Linked DNA regions of Homo sapiens: region 1 is linked to region 2. A link is a loop called in an ENCODE intact Hi-C map of the cell type or tissue named here. Cell type or tissue: heart right ventricle. All regions are shown on one strand. Links, peaks and the distances in the headings refer to the core of each region. The heading gives the core; the rest is flanking DNA.

Region 1 (10,279 bases), core at 868-8,867, 61 kb after region 2:
ATATTATGTACATAATCTTTTCTCTCCTAAAATGCTTGTTCATCCAGATAAAGTGATCAATTCCACCCTAATGAGGCAGGTTATGCTGTATTTTCTTCTTTGGTTTGAGCAGTTGGAGGAATTCTCTAAAGGGAAATAAATCACTAATTATTACTTTAATTAGTTTAGGTCTGTTGTTTCTTATCTCCAATGAAGGTAAATGTTGGCTCCTTGCACATCCCTTCTTATAGTACTCTATCTTCCACCCCCAGCAGTTTGTTAAATCAGATTTAACATATTTATTTCCCAGAATAAAGCAATTAATCTTTTACACTTACTTGTAAAATATTATTTAAGTCTACTATGGACAGTAGGAATGACATAAAGTAAAAATCCTTCTGTGTGAGCCATGTGTTTCACATTTCCATGCTATTCTGGACCTTCTATAATTTCCGACTAATGTCATTACATTGTGAACACCGAATTGGAAATCATCACAGTTTTTCCTCTTGGAGTGTTTTGCTCATCCATGTTCCAAATCTATTTTTACCCTCTAGAAGCCCAATCTGTTTCAGATTATTTTTCTCATTCCAGCCCCTGCATTTCAAAAGGCTAACCTTAGTGTGATTGTGGGTACGTGTACATGTAGGATATAATAAGAAATATCTATTTGGTCTCTGCCACTGGCTCCTAACACAGAGCTCCTAAAACCCTTATAATCTCCTGAACAATGGGGTGCTAGGTGCATCTATTGTTCTAATATTTGGTCTTTGACCCTGGTACCTGACACAGAGTTTCTAATCCCTTGGAATTTCCTGGGCGTTAGAAATGTCTTTTGTTCTAATGAGGCGACTGTTGGATAGCTTCAGGATGGGGGCTGGTCATGAGAAAGTCCAAGCCATGATTAGAAGGTTGAATTTTTCAACTCCACCCCTCCCCGCATCTTCAGGAAAGGGAGAGGAGCTGAAGACTGACTTAATAATAGGTCACACCTATGTAATCAAGCTTGCATAAATATTACTGAACTACAGGTTGCAGAGAGCTTCCAGATTGCTGAACTCGTGGAAGTTCTTGGAAGAATGAGTGCCTGGAAAGAGCATGGAATCTCTGTGCCAAGTGCCACATACCTTGCTCTTTGCCCCTCTTCCATCTGGCTGTTCATCTTTGTCCTTTGTAATATTATTTGTAATTGATGGGTAAATGTAAGTAGTGTTTCCCTGAGTTCTGTGAGCTGTCCTAGCAAATTATGGAACCTGAGGAGGGGATCATGGGAACCCTGATTTATAGCCAGTCAGAAGTACAGGGGCTTATGATTGGCATCTGAAGTGGGGACGGTCTTGTGGACTGAGCCCTTGACCTGTAAGATCTGACTAACTTTAGATAAACAATGTTAGAAATGAGTTAAATTATAGGATACCCCATTGGTGTCCAATGGAGAATTGCTTGGTGTTTATGGGGGAAACCCCATATATCTGGTGTCAGAAGTGAAGGATTGAGACTATTGAGTGAGAGTTAAGCAGGAGAGAACAGTTTGTTTTCCATTATACATGCATCATCTTTAAAATATATTGTTCCCTTACAGAATATGTTAACTTAGATTGTTGGCTATTTGGCAAACACCTTAGAGAATTATCAGCCTGTTCTCTAATGAGAGCCAAATGTTTATGATCTTAATCCCCATTCTACTCTTCCCATGTAGCAGGTTTTGACATGCTTACAATCACTATAGTATTCTCCCTTTCTTGCAAAAACATCTCTTGGGCAGATAGAAAAAGAAAATAACTTTGGTTCTCAGTAGAGAATGGGATTTGGATGAAGCATCTTCCTCAAGAGAAACTGGGGTGCGGGGTTTTTGTTCTGGTTTTATTCTTCTATAAAGATTTTTGAGAAAGTCTCTGATGAGAAGACACAGATACGAATAAGGTTTCATGTAGAACTGGCTCGCATGCTCACACACACAAGAGCTTTGCCCTTGCATAGCGATTCAGCCAGTGATACTAACTGCTTTCAGATGGAATACAGGGTCAGAAAAATGCATTATTTATAAAAAAAATAGCTGCTATCATACTCCAGGGACGTGTAGATCATTCACTTGACATTTTCCCAACAGAGCTACTTCTCTATCTAGGAGATGTTTCTGTTTTTTCTCTGTTGGTGAGGGGAACTCAGGTGACTTGCTTAAGAAGTGGGTCAGAGAGAAAAAAGCATGCTAATCTTTATTTTGCATTTCACCTTTAACTCTAGAAGGCTAGCAGAGTTTAGCACAGTCTTGCACTACAAGTCTAAATTTAAAGAGAGGAAATAACCTGATTGGGAGACTTACCTATTCTTTTATGTTCTTTTATAGGAGAGGCTTATCTTAGCCTTTCTCCCTCAGCACATTCAATTTCATTCTTCTCTTCCCAGTAAAACCAGAAATTTCTTGGCAAAATGTGTGGCTGGCTTGTACTAATGATAATAGCAACATTCTCTCCTGCAAGTATGCTTCTGTCATTATGCCTTATAGAAGACTGGAAAAACCTGACAACTTTGGCCCAATTATAGCTTCTTTCCAAATTTACAGAGGAGTGACCTTAAGGTTTACATTAGTTGACTTTCAGGGTGGTGAGTACTGATCATAGAGCACTGTAATGTAGTACTAGGCATTGAAGATGTGTTTCACCTAAGTATTTCCAAACCAAGCACTCTATTATAAATATGTCATCAATTCACAAGATGTGGTGCTGACAAATTATATAAATACTGACTGCATTTTGAATTCCAAGTATTACATTGACTGGAATTTAAGCTTCAGATGGTGATTTGGATTAGATACCCTTTAAGATTTTTTTTCAGTATTAAGTCTTATGCTTTGTGGTTATTGTATTACCGCCAAAAGGAAAATGTGGCCAATGTAATATACTTTAAGGTCAGTGAAAATAAAAACAAGATGGAGCTATTTTTAGTTTCTGTAAATCTATTCTACTGGACAATTACTTTGTAAAATAAATAGTATGTGATTGGATGTTTCATTTCTTAGCAACCTACACTGACTAGATGTACTCTTACAGATAACTCCTTAAGGTTTATTTCCTTGATGTTAGATTTTTCTCTTATTCTAGTGACGAATAACCTTACTTTTCATCTTTTTTTTTTTTTTAGGTACTGTCCAAGAAGCTGGAACATTATTATCCAGCAAGAATGTTCGTGTCAACTGTTTGGACGAGGTAAGATTTTAGAAGTTTAATAAAGGATTTTACTTCCTATAAGAAGAGATAATATATCCTTTTTTTTTTTTTTTTTTTTTTTTTTTTTGAGATGGAGTGTTGCTCTTTCGCCCAGGCTGGAATGCAGTGGCACAATTTTGGCTCACTGCAACCTCCGCCTTCTTGTTTCAAGTGATTCTCCTGCCTCAGCCGCCCAAGTAGCTGGGATTACAGTCACCCACCACCACTCCTGAGTAATTTTTCTATTTTTAGTAGAGACAGGGTTTCACTATATTCACCTGGCTGAGCTCGAACCCTGACCTCATGATCCTCCTGCCTTGGCCTCCCAAAGTGCTGGGATTATAGGCATGAGCCACCACGCTCAGCCTTCAAATCTCTTAATACAAGTTTTTTTTCTAGCATTTTTGCTCATATTACACTAATAATTCCTAAACTAAATGTAAGCAAATAGGTCATAAAAGAAAAATAAGCATGTAAAAATAGTTTAGTCTTATTAGTAATCAAATAAGTGCAAATAAAGTCAAAATCATATTATTTCTTGTCAAGCATGGGGAAAAATGGACTTTTAAATGCTAATGGTTAAGTGTAAATTGATGTACTATTCTGTAGAAAATTTTGGAATATGTATCAATTTTAACTGAGTATATTATTTGATCCAGCAACTTCAGTTCTAGGGAAAGTTAAGTGAACCTAAACTCAATTTCCTAGAATAGTTGCTTCTAAAATAAGTTTTGGAAATGGTGGTAACATCTGAGCATTACAGTAGCCATTGGCCATGTGTGACCATTAAACACTTCAAATAAGGGAAGTTTGACTGAGGAAATGGATATTTAGATTCCTTCATTTCTTTCGGTTATTAGCAGCTTTATTGAGGTATAATTAATATATAATAAGCTATACATATTTAAGGTGTAAAATTTGTTAAGCTTGACATATGTATATACCTGTAAAACCATCACTATAATCAAGATAACGTAGATATCCATTACCTCAAAGATTTCCTCATACCCCTTTGTAATCTCTCCTTCCTGCCCTTCCCCACCCACTCCTGCAAAAAGCATTAATTTGCTTTTAGTCACAATATATTAGTTTGCATTTCCAAGAATTTCATATAAATGAGATCACACAATAAGTACTCTTTTTTTAATCTAGCATCTTTTATTTAGCATAGAGATTCACCCATGCTGTAGCATATATTATTCCTTTTTCTTGCTGAGTAGTTTTTTTTGTTGTATGTGTATACCATAATCTTTTTATCCATTCATCAGCTGTTAGAGTTTTGGGTTGTTTCCAGTTTGGGGATGATTACCATAAAGCTTCTATGAACATTTATGTACAAATGTTGGTATGGACATCTGTTTTTATTTCTTTTGAATGATTTATCTTCTCTTTATGGGTTGTATGTTTTTATTCTTTCCATGTTTGATTGTTTTTTATTGGGTGCTAGACATTGTCAATTTTACCTTACTGGGTGCTGTATGATTCTGTATTTTGATAAATACTCCTGAGCTTTTTTTCATGAACACAGTTAAGTTACTTGGAAGCAGTTTGATTATTTCAGTTCTAGTTTTTAATGTTTGTTAGGTGGAACTAGCAAAATGCTCAGTAAAGGATTTTTTTCCTGGTGTTGAACTAAGGCACTTCCTTGTCCTCTATGCAATGTTCTCAGATGCTTGAGGTTTTCAAGCCTGGCTGGTGGGAACAGGCACTCTTCCTGGCCCTGTGTGAGCACTGGATGCTATTCCTTGTAATGCTGTCAGCTAGTTATTTGCCCAGGCTTGGGTAGTTTCCACATACGCGTGTGTTGATCAGTACTCCAGCCAAACACTCTGAAGAAACCCTCTGCAGATCTTTAGAATTCCCTTTCTGTGCAGCTCTCTTCTCTCTTTTACTCTTCCTGGGAACTTAAGCCAACTTGGTGACCCTGGATGCTCAACTCCATCGCCTCAATGCAGTCTGCCAGGCTCAGTCTGGCTGACCTCTCCATATACTGTAACCTATAAACCCTCTTAAGGTTATAAGCTAGGCAATTGCAGGAGCCAATTCAGTTGCTTTCCCTTTCTCAGGGATCATGTGTTTTATTGCCTAACCGACAGTGTCTTGCAAATTGTTATTTTGTCTGTTTTTCTGTTACTCTAGGAAGAAGATAACTCTGGTTTCTGTTACTATATCTTGGCTAGAAGTACCGGTTTCTAATTTTGTTTAATTTTAATTAATTAGAAGTTAAATTTAAATAGCCATATGTGGCTAGTGGCTACTATATTATATAGCACAGTCTAGTGCTAAAAAGTTCATTGAACTTCAATTTCTCATGCAGAAGGGAAAGGGGTTCTGTTAACTCTTTACCCACACATGGGTAGCAAAATTAATATCAGACAAAATAAAGTTTAAAGCAAAAAATAATTATATGGATATTCTGTCTTATATATTAAATTAATAATACACCAAGAACATAATAGCCTTAAGCCTTTTCTTATAAACTTATCAGCTATAGGCATTGAGGTTCATAAAGAAAAAAATGATGGTGCTCAAAGGAGAAATCTGTAAGATCGCAATAGCACCTTTTAGAAACTAACAGATTAAATAGAAAAAAAGTAACATAGGATGTAGAAAATTTGGACAACCCAATTAACAGTACATGGACTGTATATTAGCAGAAAAAAATAGTATATCTTCTTTACATGTAACATTGATAAAAATTAATCCATGTATTATACTATTTTATAACGGAAATTGTAGCTTATTTCAGACAGCTTTGCTAAATGTAGTATAATACATTCGAAAAGAAACAAAAATATAATCCAAATAATGAAGCACATATCTTGGAATTTGTTTTTTTGTCTCTAAATAATTCTCAGGTTAATGAAGATATAGGAATAAAAATTGCTGACTGTTTACAACTGAAAATACAACATTTATCAAAAGCTTTGTTTGCTGGCCAAAGTGATACTCAAAAGAAATTTTGTAGTGTTTATCATTGCACTTTTAATCTTTATGGTGTTCTGAGCTTTCAGTTCATGAAATTATTAAAAGAGTAAGTATACTAAAAAAAGAAATGATTTAGAAAAAACAGAAATAAAAAATTTTAAAAGCAGATAAACATAAGCAACAATATAAAAATAGATAAGCTGGAAATAATCAAAATTAAAAACTTTTGTGTTTCAAAGCGTACCACCGAGAAAGTGAAAAGACAGTCTACAAAATGGGAGAAAAATTTTATAAATTATATCTGATAAGGAACTTGTAACTAGAAAATAATAAGAACTTCTACAACTCAATAATAAAACAATATATAACTCAATTAAAAAATGAGCCAAGGATCTGGATAGATATTGCTCCAAAGAAGATATACAAGTGATCAATACATAATGAAAAAAGGCTCAACATCATTAACCATCAGGGAAATGCAAATAAAAAGCACAATGAAATACCACTTCATATCCACCAGGATAGCTATAATCAGAAAGGTGGTATAGCAGGTATTAGCAAGGATGTAAAGAAATTGGAGCCCTCATACATTGCTGGTGGGAATGTTAAATCGTGTAGCCACTTTGGAAAATAGTCTCGCAGTTCCTCACATGATTAAACATGGAGTTACCATATGACCCAGAAATCCTATATATATACTTAAGAGAAATGAAAACATATATCCACACAAAATTTTGCATATGCAAATGCATGTTTATAACAGCATTATTCATAATAGTCAAAGGTAGATACAACCCAAATGTTCAACTGATGAATACATCAACAAAATATAGTATAATCCTATGATGGGTATTATTCAGTTACAAAGATGAAAGAAATGCTGATACTTGCTACAACATGCATCAACCTTGAAAACATTAATGCTAAGTGAAAGAAGTCAGTCACAAAATATTGCATATTTTAGGATTCCATTTATACAAAATACCAAAAATAGGCAAATTCATAGGAACAGAAAGTAAATTAGTGGATGACTGGGGCTGAGTAAGGGAGTGGGGGTGAAGTGGGAAATGACTGCTAATGGGTATGGAGTTTCTTTCAGGGATTATGAAAATATTCAAAAATTGATTGTGGTGATGGCTGCACAACTCTGTGAGTATAATAAACCGATTTATTTGTACAAATTAATTGAGTAAATTGTATGCTATATGAATTGTATCTCAATAAAACAGGAAAGAAAAAACAGTAAAAATTATCAACTTAAAACCAAAATATAGATACAGCTTGGGAAGTACAAGCAAGAAAACAACATGTATAAACAGTAAGGAGGAAGGAAGGAAAGGAGAAAGGGAGGGAGAGAGGAAGGAAGGAAAGACGGGGGGAAAGAAAGGAGAAAGAGAAGGAGGGAGGGAGGGAGAAAGAAAAACATAACTGCAATTATAAAGAAGATTGTCATAACTTTTTTATTAAGATAACACATTTGGAAACCCATATGATCTTTGTAGAAAATTAAAATGAATATATTCATCTCATATAGAAGTAGAAAAACTGGGCCGGGCACAGTGCCTCACGCCTGTAATCTCAGTACTTTGGGAGGCCGAGGCGGTTGGATCACCTGAGGTCAGGAGTTCGAGACCAGCCTGGCCAACATGGTGAAACCCCTTCTCTACTAAAAATACAAAAATTAGCCAGGCGTGGTGGCGGGCGCCTGTAGTTCTAGCTACTTGGGAGGCTGAGGCAGGAGAATCGCTTGAACCCTGGAGGCGGAAGTTGCAGTGAGCTGAGATTGCACCATTGCACTCTAGCCTGAGTGACAGAGTGAGACTCTGTCTCAAAAAAAAAAAAAAGTAGAAAAACTGGAATAATCAATAATTGGAATAATCAATAATTAAGGAAAATTTGTATAAATATTTTTAAATCTCCTACCACCTTCAAAAGCTGCAAACCAGAGTAAGCTTTATCAAACTTTAAGGACCAGTTAATTCTCATTTTACACTAATTATACCATTAGTTTAGAAAAAGATGGGAAGATACTCAACTCATTTATTTGATAAGGCTAGCATAATGCTGATGCCAAATAGTAAGAAGTTTCACAAAACTATGGACCCAATTCACTTTATAAATACAGAGGCAAAAATTCTAAAAATGTTAGCAGGTTGATGCAGCCATCTGTTAAAAGGATTATAAGATATCATAGCCAAGTAAGGTTTTTCCAAGAATGTTAGGATAGTTCAGTTTTAGAAAACCTTTCAGTGTAATTCACTATATTACAGAATAAAAGAGAAACAAATAGGATCACCACAACAGATGCTAAAATGTATATTATAAAATGTAATAACCTTTGATGGTATAAACTAACAAATTAGGATAGAATGACTCTTCTGTAACCTGATAGGTTTGCAGAAACCTTCCACAAACTTTAGCATCATATTTAATGTTCAAATAGAAGTACCAGAATCAAGACAAGAAGCTTCCTATGTGTTCCTGAAGATTGAGTGGGCTGCAGACAGACTTGGCCTCTGTGATGATCCTTGAACACAGCACAAAGTTTTTTGCACTTTCATTCCCTTTCCCTGGAGCATCCTTCCTGTAGTTATCTGCATTCCTTGCCTCCCTAACTCCTTTCAGGGCTTTGTTCAAGTGCCACCTTTTCAGCGGGACATTCCTTGAATGTCCTCTTTAAAATAATAGTCTTCTCTTTCCCTCTGGCACTACTCTCCTTTGCTTAATGTTATTTTCTTCCAGCACTTGTATCACCATCCATCTAGTCACCTGTACTGTAAGTCCCAGGGACTTAGACTATGGGAGGCATGAAGTTTGCTTATTGCTACCTCCAATGTATAGATCAGTGTCTGACATGTATTAAGCACTCATTAAATATTTGCTGAATGAATGGATGCTGCATTTAATGACATAGAATTCCAATGTAATAACCTAATGTTGATTGATTCTTTGACTTAAGAATTATGGGAGAGGAACTTTATTTTTAAGGGGATTGTATCTAAAGAATTGTAGAAGCTTGTTTCTCATGCTATTCAGTTAAGCAGACTACCTACAAGGTTATCTTTGGGAAATGACAAGGACGTGAGGATTTTTACTCTTGCATATCATTGAGTCTAAGATGTCATAAATTTAAAAATTCATCTAGATATTTTTTAAATGAGGGGAGTGTAAACTGATGGTAATTTGTGAGACTTTAGTAAAGTGAAAATTCTGGAGATTTTAAATATAAAAGTGAGATGCATCTTAGAATTGATGAATTACAATATGATAACATTTTATGAAATTTATCACTACCTTTCTAGTTTGAGTAGAGATGGACATTTAGTATTCTGTCTGATACTAAGTTATTTCATCTTTACAACTGTAATATAATATTTTAAATTAACTTGCATCATGTATTTTGAACATGGGAATATTCTCTTCTACTTCTAGTAGATTAGCAGTATTGTTTCAAATTATTTCCTTTTCTGGATATTTACACTGAAATACTATAAAAACACTAGAATAAATAGAAAATTTATAGCATGGTGGGTTTATATCTCTATGGAGCATCAAAATTTATTAATATTACTTCTTTTTACTTTGCCCATGGGAAAGTTTTTATAAATCACATGGTACTAGAACCAAGATAATGCATAGTAATCATTGCAGTCAAAATTTATAATTTCCTTCATACTGTTCTAAATTCTTATAACACAAAATTGTACTAAGATAGGAAAGTACATGTGATATCCACTTCTTTGAAAAATAAGTGTAAATTTGTTACTTATCACTAGTTTTTTTTCTAATACCCAGGACCATCTACCACAGCACTTAAATTTGGTATCTGAAAATCATATACTGTATTATACACATGACAAAAAGAGCAGTTTCAGAGATTGCACAGCAGATGACATGATTGGGATAGACATTTACCTTTTTTTTTTTGAGACAGAGTCTCACTCTGTCGCCCAGGCTGGAGTGCAGTGGCGCCATCTCGGCTCACTGCAACCTCCACCTCCCAGGTTCAAGTGCTTCTCCTGCTTCAGCTTCCCGAGTAGCTGGGACTGTAGGCACCCACCACCAAGCCCAGCTAATTTTTGTATTTTTAGTGGAGACAGGGTTTTGCCATGTTGGCCAGGCTGGTCTTGAACTCCTGACCTCAAGTGATCTGCCCACCTCAGCCT
Region 2 (10,279 bases), core at 1,243-9,242:
GGGGAGGTGTGTGTGTGTCCATGTATATGTTTGTGTGTGCTCTGTGTGTCAGAGAGAGATAAAAATGAAAATTAAAATGGAGCAACGGTTTCCATTACATTTTAAAAACTTGTTTTAGAGCACTACGTTCCTTATGACAAACAAAAGGAATCCACAGAAACTTGGTAAAAGAAGCAGAGAAGACACTACTCCATATGTGTAAAATGTGGGTATGTACATGAAATCAAAGGTAAGTATAATCTTGAACATGTCACTGGAGTTCATAGCATCTGTTGCTTCTTGAATGCTATACACTTTACACCAGTGGTCCTGGTACAACAGTCAGAGCATCAGCTTGGAAACTTGTTAAAATGAAAATTCTCAGGCCCAACCCTGGCCCTACTGAATCAGAATCTCTGGGGGAGCTGTGTTTTATAACAAGCTCTCTGGGTAATTCTTAGGCATATTAGGAAAGGAGTGCTTTAACACTCACTGTTTACTAAGTCTCCCTCTAGGCATATAAAACACGGAATGAGAGCATCCAAATCTTTACAGAAACAAATCAAATACATGTCTCCTGGTGCACAAGTGTTTGGTGGACAAAATAAGGTGAAAGTAAAAATCTGGCAAAAAAGAGACAAGATGGTAAACATAGTTAACACAGTAACGCTCTTAACGGTGGTATGGAACAATCATTCCTCAGGGATTGCATGTTCTCCAGAGAAAACATGGAATCATTTCACTTAAGAAAACAGACTATATATATCATTCTGTGGAAAATTACAAAATTACCTAGAAAATGGTATTGAAAATGTTAGTTCAGTGATGTGTTTTAGGTTTACATTTTTAAAAAAGTTTCCCAATTTCATTTCCAAAAATAACTAAGGCAGAAATAAAATTGATGTTGACACTCACCCTTCCTGTGTTCCCTGGGGCCAGGTCATACTTGCCACAGACCTCACTAACTTTAGGTTATTTAAACGCTGATTACCTAGTTAATCAATGAGCCTAAGAGCTCATGCCTCTTCTTTTTACTTCCTAGTGCTTACTTCTTGAGTTATTTTCTAATTTCAGGTCATACTGACCCTTAGCATCTGGGGCTGATGAAGAAGAAAAAACTCAAAGTAGCCAGTTTTACTACCTGTCAGTAGTTGTTATAAGAAGTCTAAGTCTAAAGGAAAAGGAGGTTGGCATTAGTGGTTAAAATGAGAAATCTGAAGGATTTTAATAGTTCATGTGCCACCTAGATGTCATTTCCCGTAACAATGGGTTTGCTGATTCTTTGTGATTTCATTACAATAATACGATAGGGTGCTCCTGAAGATGAGACTCCGACAACGATGTCTCAGTTAAAAAAAAAAATTGGTGAGAAACACTGGTTGGGTTATCTTTTATATGACAAGAAAGCAAACTATGTTCAGGTAACTAACTAGTTTACGAACAGTTTGGTTTTCCGTAGTGGAAAAAATTGACCACCCTCAAAACAAATGTGAAACCTGTCCCATAGGTCTCTCTGCCAGTTTTACAAATGGAGCCAGCTGTGGCCACAGAAGGTTGGGCCCCACTTCTCGTTCTTGGCTGCTGGGTACCATCTATGAATTGGTAACATGGCTTGCAGGTTTGGTTCTGATGGGTGGATCACTTTGGGTATCATTGGGTGGGGCCTAGTTTTAGGACACTGCTATCTTATGACTAAATCCAAGAAGACCCAACTCAGGTCTGGTTGGAGAAAATACCAATTACTGAACTTCAAGTGGCAATGGGTGGCCATCATATTTTCCTCCTGACTATTATAATTGTTGCTGAATACCTCTGTGCCCTGAAAAAGTAAAATATCACCCAAACACTTGTGGACAAGATTCATTCATTTGAGGAATCTACGTGGCCAATAAAAATTCATTGTGAAATGCTATTAAGCATTTTTAAAAGAGCTATTATTTATCTAAAACCTTTATTTTCCAAATTCCCAAGATATAATTCAAAAGAGACAAATTTAGGAACACATGAAAGGGAAAATAAACATTTGGCTGGTATTATTTTAACTTTTCTGATATGATATTTATGAACATAATAACATAAAATAAACATGTTATAATGTTCAAAATGTACCACTTCTTAAGTGTTCCTTTTTCTCCCTCACAAAACTACATAAATGTAGGCCCAAAAAATAGCCTAGGACATTTCTGTATGCTGTAGGTATACAGATTGGGATCGGTTAAAACCTTTAGCATTCATATTTTAGTGCCAGTTGTCATAGCAACCTAATCCTTATAAATACAATGAAAAGACAGTAAATGTGAAAACCTAAAAATAGCCATTCCCTTGGAAAACAGGAGAATGGCTGGGCCAAGTAACTAAAATACAAAGTAAAAAGGCTAATTACTTCAGTAATTTTAAAGTCAGATTTATGGTACCTAAAAGAGTCTGAACATAATATATATACTATTTTGATAATCATTGTTATTAGAGCTAATCCTTACAATTCAAAAACAGGCTCAATTTTATATAATTACATTTTTTTTCCACCAACCCCAAGAAACAATTACCAGTTCATCTACCAATGAGAAGTGCCCAGGGGCCTAAGCAGGGTTTCCAAGGCAACGCATATATGGCGTGTATGCCTCCTCTCTCTACATGGTATGGTTGCCTCAATAAAACTTTCACAAATTAGCATCTTGCTGTCCCTCTCTAAACAGAGCCCCATGACCTCCTCTGCCTCATTGCCTGCTCTGCCTCTCAAAGAGCTTCAGCAAAACACAGAAGCACAGCAGTGGCACGTGGATGGATACCTTTATAAAAGAGAACCACAATCTTCTGAAAGGCTTTCATGAAATGGATGTTGTCGTAGCAGTATTCCTGAACCTTCTGGAGGAGGATCAGCTCTGACTGGCCTTGGGAGCTGAACACGGCCAGCAGGGGAGCATATTGCTAGAACAGAAGTGGAGAGTAAAAGCCGTCACTTGCGTGGGAGGTACAGAGCCGACACTGCTGGAACTATAACAGTAACCTGGAGGGTTGCTTAGAAAAGACTGACTTTCAGGATTGACACCTTTTATCATCATATTGTGCCCAATGGGGTGAGGGGAACAGAACAGTAGGAACAAAGCAGTATAGTCGACCTGTGAGGGAACTGGGAAGAAGATTCACATTTTTTCAATGGCAGAGCCACAGTCCAATAATACAATGGATATTCTATGAGGATATGACCTCATTTTCGAAATATCCCTTAGACATAGCAGGCCAGCAATTATCTTTAATATAGGCAGATTCTCATATTTGGTCTCTTAGTGGGTACAGGGAAGGAATCTTGATGAGCTGCTGGGATAAAAAGCATTCATTTAGAAATATCCTTGACTTTCTGACACTGAGGCATAGCCATTGTTTTTCTGAGACTTACTCAATTCAATACTTATCTCTTCCAAAGGGCCTTCCCTGATCAAAGTAACATGGACAGTTTACTCACTGCTATGTTCTCATGAACGCTGGGTGCAAACTTGGAAAAAAATTAGGAAGTATATGTTTAGTCTGAGTCTAGGGTAATTGTAGTTGGAACCCATTTGTCATACTCTCAATTAAGACAAATTTGGGCCCGGCGTGGTGGCTCATGCCTGCAATCCAACACTTTGGGAGGCCAAGGCAGGAGGATAGCTTGAATGCAGGAGTTCAAGACCAGCCTGGGCAACACAGCGAGACTACATCTCTACCAAAAAATGAAGAAATTAGCCAGACGTGGTGGCACGCGCCTGTAGTCCTAGCTACCTGGGAGGCTGAGGAGGGAGGGTGGCTTGAGCCCAGGAGTTCAAAGTTGCAGTGAGCGCAGATCGTGCCACTGCACTCTCAAACAAACAAACAAACAAACAAAAAAAGCTGCAGTTTGCCCTTGGCTGGGTCAGTTCCTTGCTAAGGGCTGTTACCTTCAGGTGCTTCAGAGCCTGCTCTGCAACAAGTTCTTCCTTCTTGTTCCACTCAACAGCGTTCATTATACATGTCCACAGAAGACCAATCACTGCTGTTTCTGGAAGATCATTCCTCTTCATTTCTTCTTTGACATAAAGCACCACCTACATTACATGGAAATGGGGTCAGAAAGTAACAGGCAGATGGAGGGCTCCCATCTCCCCGCTAGCTGCCCAGTCAATCAAGGTTTTGGGGCAGCTAAGAAACAATCTGCTTAGCTTCTCCTTTCCTTGTCTGCATTCTCAGACTGGAAGAGGGAGAAAAACTATAATGATTTGTTCTCAAAGCAAATTTATTTTTAGTCCCAAAATTAATAGGCTTAGCTCTGGCCAGGAGCTGCTGGATAATGTGGAGTAAGAGAGGATTTTTGTTTCCTCATAGAGAAACCCCTTTGAGTCTAGTAGAGTAGGGATACTTGAGCCAGTTTGACTTTTTGGAGATTTAAAGAAGGCAACAGCGTTGTGAACTTTTATCCCATCCCTAAACTTTAAAACCTCTTGATGGATACCATCTTGGGTTTGTACAGGTCCATTCTCCACAATTTATTCTTCAATGATTACTTTTGATGATCCTTATGCCCCATCTCAGTGAAAAGTTAATTTGTAAATAAATTGTAAGTGCAAAGGCAATTTTTAAATTTCATATACATCAATTCAGCAGTATTCAGCAACTTATTTTCTCCTTTGAATTATGTATAAATATGCAAATTTATACTCAACCCTGAGAGTATGGAATATAGGCTTGCCTAAAATTTATTTGAAAGGCTTTTTCCTTTTAAAATAAAATAATAAATAGAGGTTTGGGCCTCAGAAGTGATTGAAAGTCATCGTATATCTCCAGCATACTACTTTGTGAGTAGTAGTAACACCTTTTTTTTCCCTCCCTTTTCTTTTTTGCTGGAAACACATTGCTTTCTTGACTTCTGGCCTGGAGTGTAGAAATGCCAGCAGTGACTTGAGCAGCCTTCAAAAGCAGAAGGAGCCGGGCAGTCCCAGTCCCTGTGCTGGCTGGAGGAAGCCACATAAAAGTGTGACATCCTGGCATCTACAAGCATCACAAGGCTTTTTATGTTTGCTTCTTTTCCCCATGGAAAATAATGTACAAATTCTTGCTTGGAGAAATATGATTAAATATACTGCTATCCTTAATACCATGAGACTTAAGAATATTTGTCATTCCAACACCTCCACCTGCTGGATAGTATCAGTCCTACATTCTCCAGGCTTCAACCATGTGAGCTGCCAAGCAGGGCTTGGAGCATGGAAGGAGGTGTGGGTCAGGCATTTTAGAGCACGTGGAAAAAAAGAAAGGACGCTTTATATTAATTTTTAAATTGTTGCATGAAAGATTTTAAAACTTCAAATAGAAAGCTCTCTCCAGATACACTAAAAATAAAAAAAAGATATAGTCATTGCTTTGTGAACTATAGCATGTATATATAAACTATGTATATGCGTATTATAAAAAATATAGCTTTTACATTATAGGGAAACACAGCTCTTCCAAGTGTGAGTGGGATTAAACAAGTCACTGATCCAACTAGTCTTTTCCCATGACAGGAATTCAAACTTTTTTCAAATAAAAAGCCTGTTACATATTCATACAGAGTGATGAACAAAAAATCCAGTGTTAATTCCAAACACTAGACAAATGCTTAATCAGGTTAGATAACCTGCAACAAAATTTTAAAACTACCATATAATGGGCTATACTGATAGTGGATGGTCAAATCTCTTTGACAGATGAAATATTTTGAAAATCATAGCAGCCTGGTAAAATAAGTCAGTTGTGTGGAAATCACTATTAATTTCTGGACCATCCTAGAGTGTTAACAAAAATGGAGGATTCTAAATCAATACTTTGAAGCTGAGTTAATTTAAATGGTAGGAATAAGTGGACAAAGTTTACAGCAATAAGCATAGGACAGACTTGTTAAGGAAAGCCTTTGCTACACAGCCCATGTAATTCCTCTCATTCATGTGTATTGAGGTGATGTCTGCCCGTGGTCTCCCACCTCCTTGATCGGGCATTCCTGAGAAAGACGCTCCTGGAGCTCCTTCTGCAGTTCCTTCCTGGTGCCCAGGGACTGCTGGACTCGGAGGAAGTCGGAAAGCTCCTTAAGACCTGCGTCAGTGAAGTATTTAGCAAAATGATCCACACTCTGTCTGTTAACTGGAAAGAGTTCCTGAAAAAGGGAAAAAAGACTGCTATAAAACAAGCCATTCAAATTTCAGCAAGCATAAAGGACAAAAGTCTTCATTTCACTTAGAATATCTCACATTTGGAAGAAAAGAATAAAGACTGTTTTACAAAACAACAAATCTCTGGTATATTTACTGAGCTAAACATCTTCTGAAATCAGGCAGTTTCACAAAGAAAAAGAAAAAAAGGGTAAGCAATTGAGATAAACTTGGACCCTACTGTGGCAATACTGAGAGATGAGGCTTTTAAAGAGTTACTGGATTATAAGGGCTCTGCCCTCATGAATGGATTAATCCATTCATGGATTAGTGGGTTATGTTGGGAGGGGACCTGGTGGCTTTAAAAAAGAGGAGGGGAGACCTGAGCTAGCACACTCAGCCCCCTCGCCATGTGATACTCTGAGCCTTCCTGGGACACTGCAGAGTCCCCACCAGCAAGAAGGCCCTCACCAGATGCAGCCCCTTGACATGGGACTTAGCCTCCATAACTGTTAAGAAATAAGTTCCTTTTCTGTATAAATAACCCAGTTTCAGGTATTCTGTTATAAGTAATAGAAAAGGTCTAAGACACCTACCCTACCAACTCTAGTTTATTACATAATTCTGATGGAAATTTTCAAAAAGAGCAATATACCATAGCTGCTCTCATATTTTCACCTCATTTCCATTTTACCCTACACAGTTTGGCAGAATCTCAGTAACACTTAGTCATGATCTAATCCTGGGTGAGTTCAACTCCCATCTATGAAATTAAGATGATTTTCAAAGTTCTCACATTTTTCAGACTGCTGCAGGGTCTAAAAAATATATCCAAGCTTTTGTATTGGTTAGACTTGCATATATATGGCCAATGGCTATGTGGTTCCAGAAAGAGCCTCAGTAGATCTGCAATGGGTTTGCCACCACCTATAGGAACACAGCTGGAGGGCTCCTATGTCAGGATTCAAATTTCAATGTTCTATCATCCTATTAATTTCCCCTGTTGAGTCATATGTTTCAAAAATGTCAGAAGAGAGCTGGTGGGAGCAGCTATCAAACACGCATTCATAATAAAGCAAACATTTTATACCACACTGAAACTGCGTCACTGATATTTCCTCTACTGCTCCACATCTTCCAAATCTGCAGGGAAGGGAACTAATGTATTTTTATTGAGTTTCTTCTATGAATCAAAATGTACTGGCACTTTCCTCATAATAACTGTGTAAAGCAGACATTTTTCTAGACGGTAAACCAAGTTTCAACAAGGTTAAGCAGCTTGACCCAATTTATGCCACCAAAAATATTTAAGAACAGAGCTGTGTGCCCCCAAGTCAATACTTATTCCATTACTCTGTGCTAGCATTCAATATTCTATTTAGGAAGAGTGTGACTGCAAAGTTTGATTTAAAGTTATGTTCAGAGCAATATGCCATTAAACATATCACTCGTAGTTCACTTATGAACTACATTCCAAATTCTTATGAATAGTATATAATACATTGAAAATCATTATTCAGATTAAGTTGAGGGGAAGCCCGTCTAAATCATACCATGTCATTTTTTGACTTGGAACATGGTTTGTATTTTTTTAGAGAAACCATACCGTGGTACAAATCTGTATCATCTCATCCCTAGATTAAGGTCTCTCTGCTTTTGCTCTTGCTCCTGAGTCTATTCCCAAAGTGACAGCAAGAGTGATCCTGTTGAGAGTCAAAATCACATTACACACCATTCTGCAGAGAATTTCCAAAAGTTTTCTATCTTATTTGGAATACAAGCCAAAGCCCTAGATGATATGGGCCTTGCTACTTCTCTGAGCTTATCTACACTTTTGCTCTCACCTGCTCTCCCCTTGCGGTCCCCAATATCCCATGCCCCAAGGCCTTCCCATTTCCCATTCCCTTTGCCTGGAATGCTCTATGTGGAGATATTTAAACAGTTCACTCCACACCTCCCTCAAGTCTTTACACCAATGTCATCTTATCACAGAGGGCTTTCCACCACTGAAAGTTACAGCCCACATTTGGAAGCTCTTTAACTCTTTCCTACTTAATTTTGTTTTGTTTTGTTTTGAGACGGAGTCTTGCTCTGTCACCCAGGCCGGAGTGAAGTGGCGTGATCTTAGCTCACTGCAGCCTCCACCTCCCGGGTTCAAGCAATTCTCCTGCCTCAGCCTCCCGAGTAACTGAGATTACAGGTGTGCACCATCACGCCCGGCTAATTTTTTGTATTTTTAGTATAGACAAGGTTTCACCATGTTGGTCACGCTGGTCTTGAACTCCTGATCTCAAGATATCCACCTGCCTCAGCCTCCTGAGGTGCTGGGATTACAGGTGTGAGCTACCACACCTGGCCCCTACTTAATTTTTACCTTTATTATAATACATATTTTACGGTTTTTAGTTTATGGCCCACTCTCCTGAAATAGAATATAAGCTTCATGAAGGAAAGGGTCTGTTGGTTTGGTTCCTTTCAATCTCCCCATCTCTTGGAAGTTTCTGGCATATAATATAATCGATACATACTTATTGAATAAATAATGGAAGAGATCAATATCTTTGATTTCTTAATCACTATTCTCTTTGTCAGTAATAAGGGTTGGCTTCTCCCATCCCCTCACCTCTCTGAGTTGCTATAAATTGCTCTTTCTTCTGTATTGTAATAGTGGGTGATAGCTAAAGTCTAGTAATACACAACTTTTCCTAAAATGTAGTAGTTCACAGTTAAAGAGAATTTTGTTGTATATGTTCATAAAACAAAATTTCCTCCTAAAGAGTGGAACTGACTCACTAGTTCCTCATTCTTTTGTTGATTCAACAAATATCAGGCAGGCATAGTGCATAGGCAACTACGCTGTTCTCACCCAGTTTATATGTTTCTCGCAGAAACCACCACCTATGTTCCATATATATACACAAACACACACATATGTACACACACACACACACACACACACAGAACCTAGTAAAAACAGCTAAATGACATGTGTTTCCAAAAAGAAAATGAATTTTATAAATGAAGCCATCTAATTAAGCTAACCAGGCTATAGTTGTGAATATCTTTAAGAAAATTACTGCTTTAAGAAATAACCGGATAGATTGTATCTTTGTTCCCAATCATACACCTTCTCTTCTTCAAAAGAGTATTAAGAGAACCCCCTCCTTGCTATGTCTATCTGCAGAGGTGGAGAAGCAGCCTATTAGTGGATTGGATTTTCCCAATCTATTGCCAGGCATGGCAGCGTCCATAGGTGAGTTTTTAAGGTACTTGAGACGTTCAGTTCAGTCTCTGTGTTCTGGTACTTTGCCATGAAGACAGAATGGCCCAGATGGGAGCTGCTCCCTCAGCCTGTGCCCGAATGAAAAGGCATGTGGAACTAAGCCAGGCTTAGCCAAGATAGAGCTAATCTATAGACAACCCACAGCCTCATGGACAAGAAATATGTTCCCTTCATATGAACCTCCACCTTCCTCAGCAACCTATTCACTTATCTTCTGTGACTTTTGCTTCTGTTTACAGGGATTTGCCCTAAGTCCACTAGAAAGTAGGTTTCACGAGGGCAGGCAACTTTTCTATCCTGTTCTCTACTGGCTCTGCAGCTTGTGGTACCATGCCCAGCACAGGGTAGACATTCAGGAAACATGAGGAATGAAAATTATTATGAACTAGAATCTAGACTTCTGTACCTTTTTTACCATAATCTAAAAACTTTAAACACACAAATCTATTTAAGGTAAACTTCAAGAAACAAAGTATTCTTAAGTGATTTAAATTGCAAGTATTTACATTTAAAATTACTTTCATGTGTTCTTGAGGAAAAGAGATAGTCTTAGAATTATCTCATGGGACTGGACCCTTGCACACTGAAACACATTGGAAGAGAACAACAGAGAACAGGCCAGGTGAAGAGATGGCAGCGCTGTGTCTTATTTTTACACTTCATCCTAGAACTGTAAAAGCAATTCCACCTGGAGAAATCTTGGCATTTCACAGCTGCTGCATCAAGAAGAAAGAAATTGTAGGGAGCAGATAGAAATTACAAGAACAAAATATTTTTCTGGATTTTCTTAGAAAAACACAAAGATGGAGAAATAAAAATATAATCAAGCAATTGTGACACAATTAACTTGTTTAATTTCTGCAACAGCTTAAGTATTTCC

The links. Hi-C counts contacts between places; a loop is a spot of excess contacts. Peaks named below come from ENCODE experiments on the same cell type or tissue, not always from the same donor. Only the 100,000 strongest peaks of a DNase experiment are listed, where the experiment ranks them.
Region 1: it touches region 2 in a loop (2.0-fold over the local background); 14 of 110 quality-filtered maps call a loop at or near these places.

Annotation. Positions count from the first base shown.
Region 1 is chr7:16,629,297-16,639,575 of GRCh38, reverse strand. ANKMY2 (ankyrin repeat and MYND domain containing 2) reads left to right here. Exons shown (of 10, transcript NM_020319.3): 2 at 3,121-3,185. Among named protein-coding and RNA genes, the nearest start is that of ANKMY2, 11 kb to the left of the region's middle. In heart right ventricle, for the core only: no CTCF peak of the experiment used is centred there; no DNase peak of the experiment used is centred there; H3K4me3 peaks cover 303 bases; H3K27ac peaks cover 3,441 bases.
Region 2 is chr7:16,690,676-16,700,954 of GRCh38, reverse strand. It overlaps BZW2 (basic leucine zipper and W2 domains 2), which reads right to left. Exons shown (of 12, transcript NM_014038.3): 8 at 5,951-6,121; 9 at 3,894-4,040; 10 at 2,769-2,907. Among named protein-coding and RNA genes, the nearest start is that of BZW2, 50 kb to the right of the region's middle. In heart right ventricle, for the core only: a CTCF peak has its summit at 5,131 (motif pointing left); no DNase peak of the experiment used is centred there.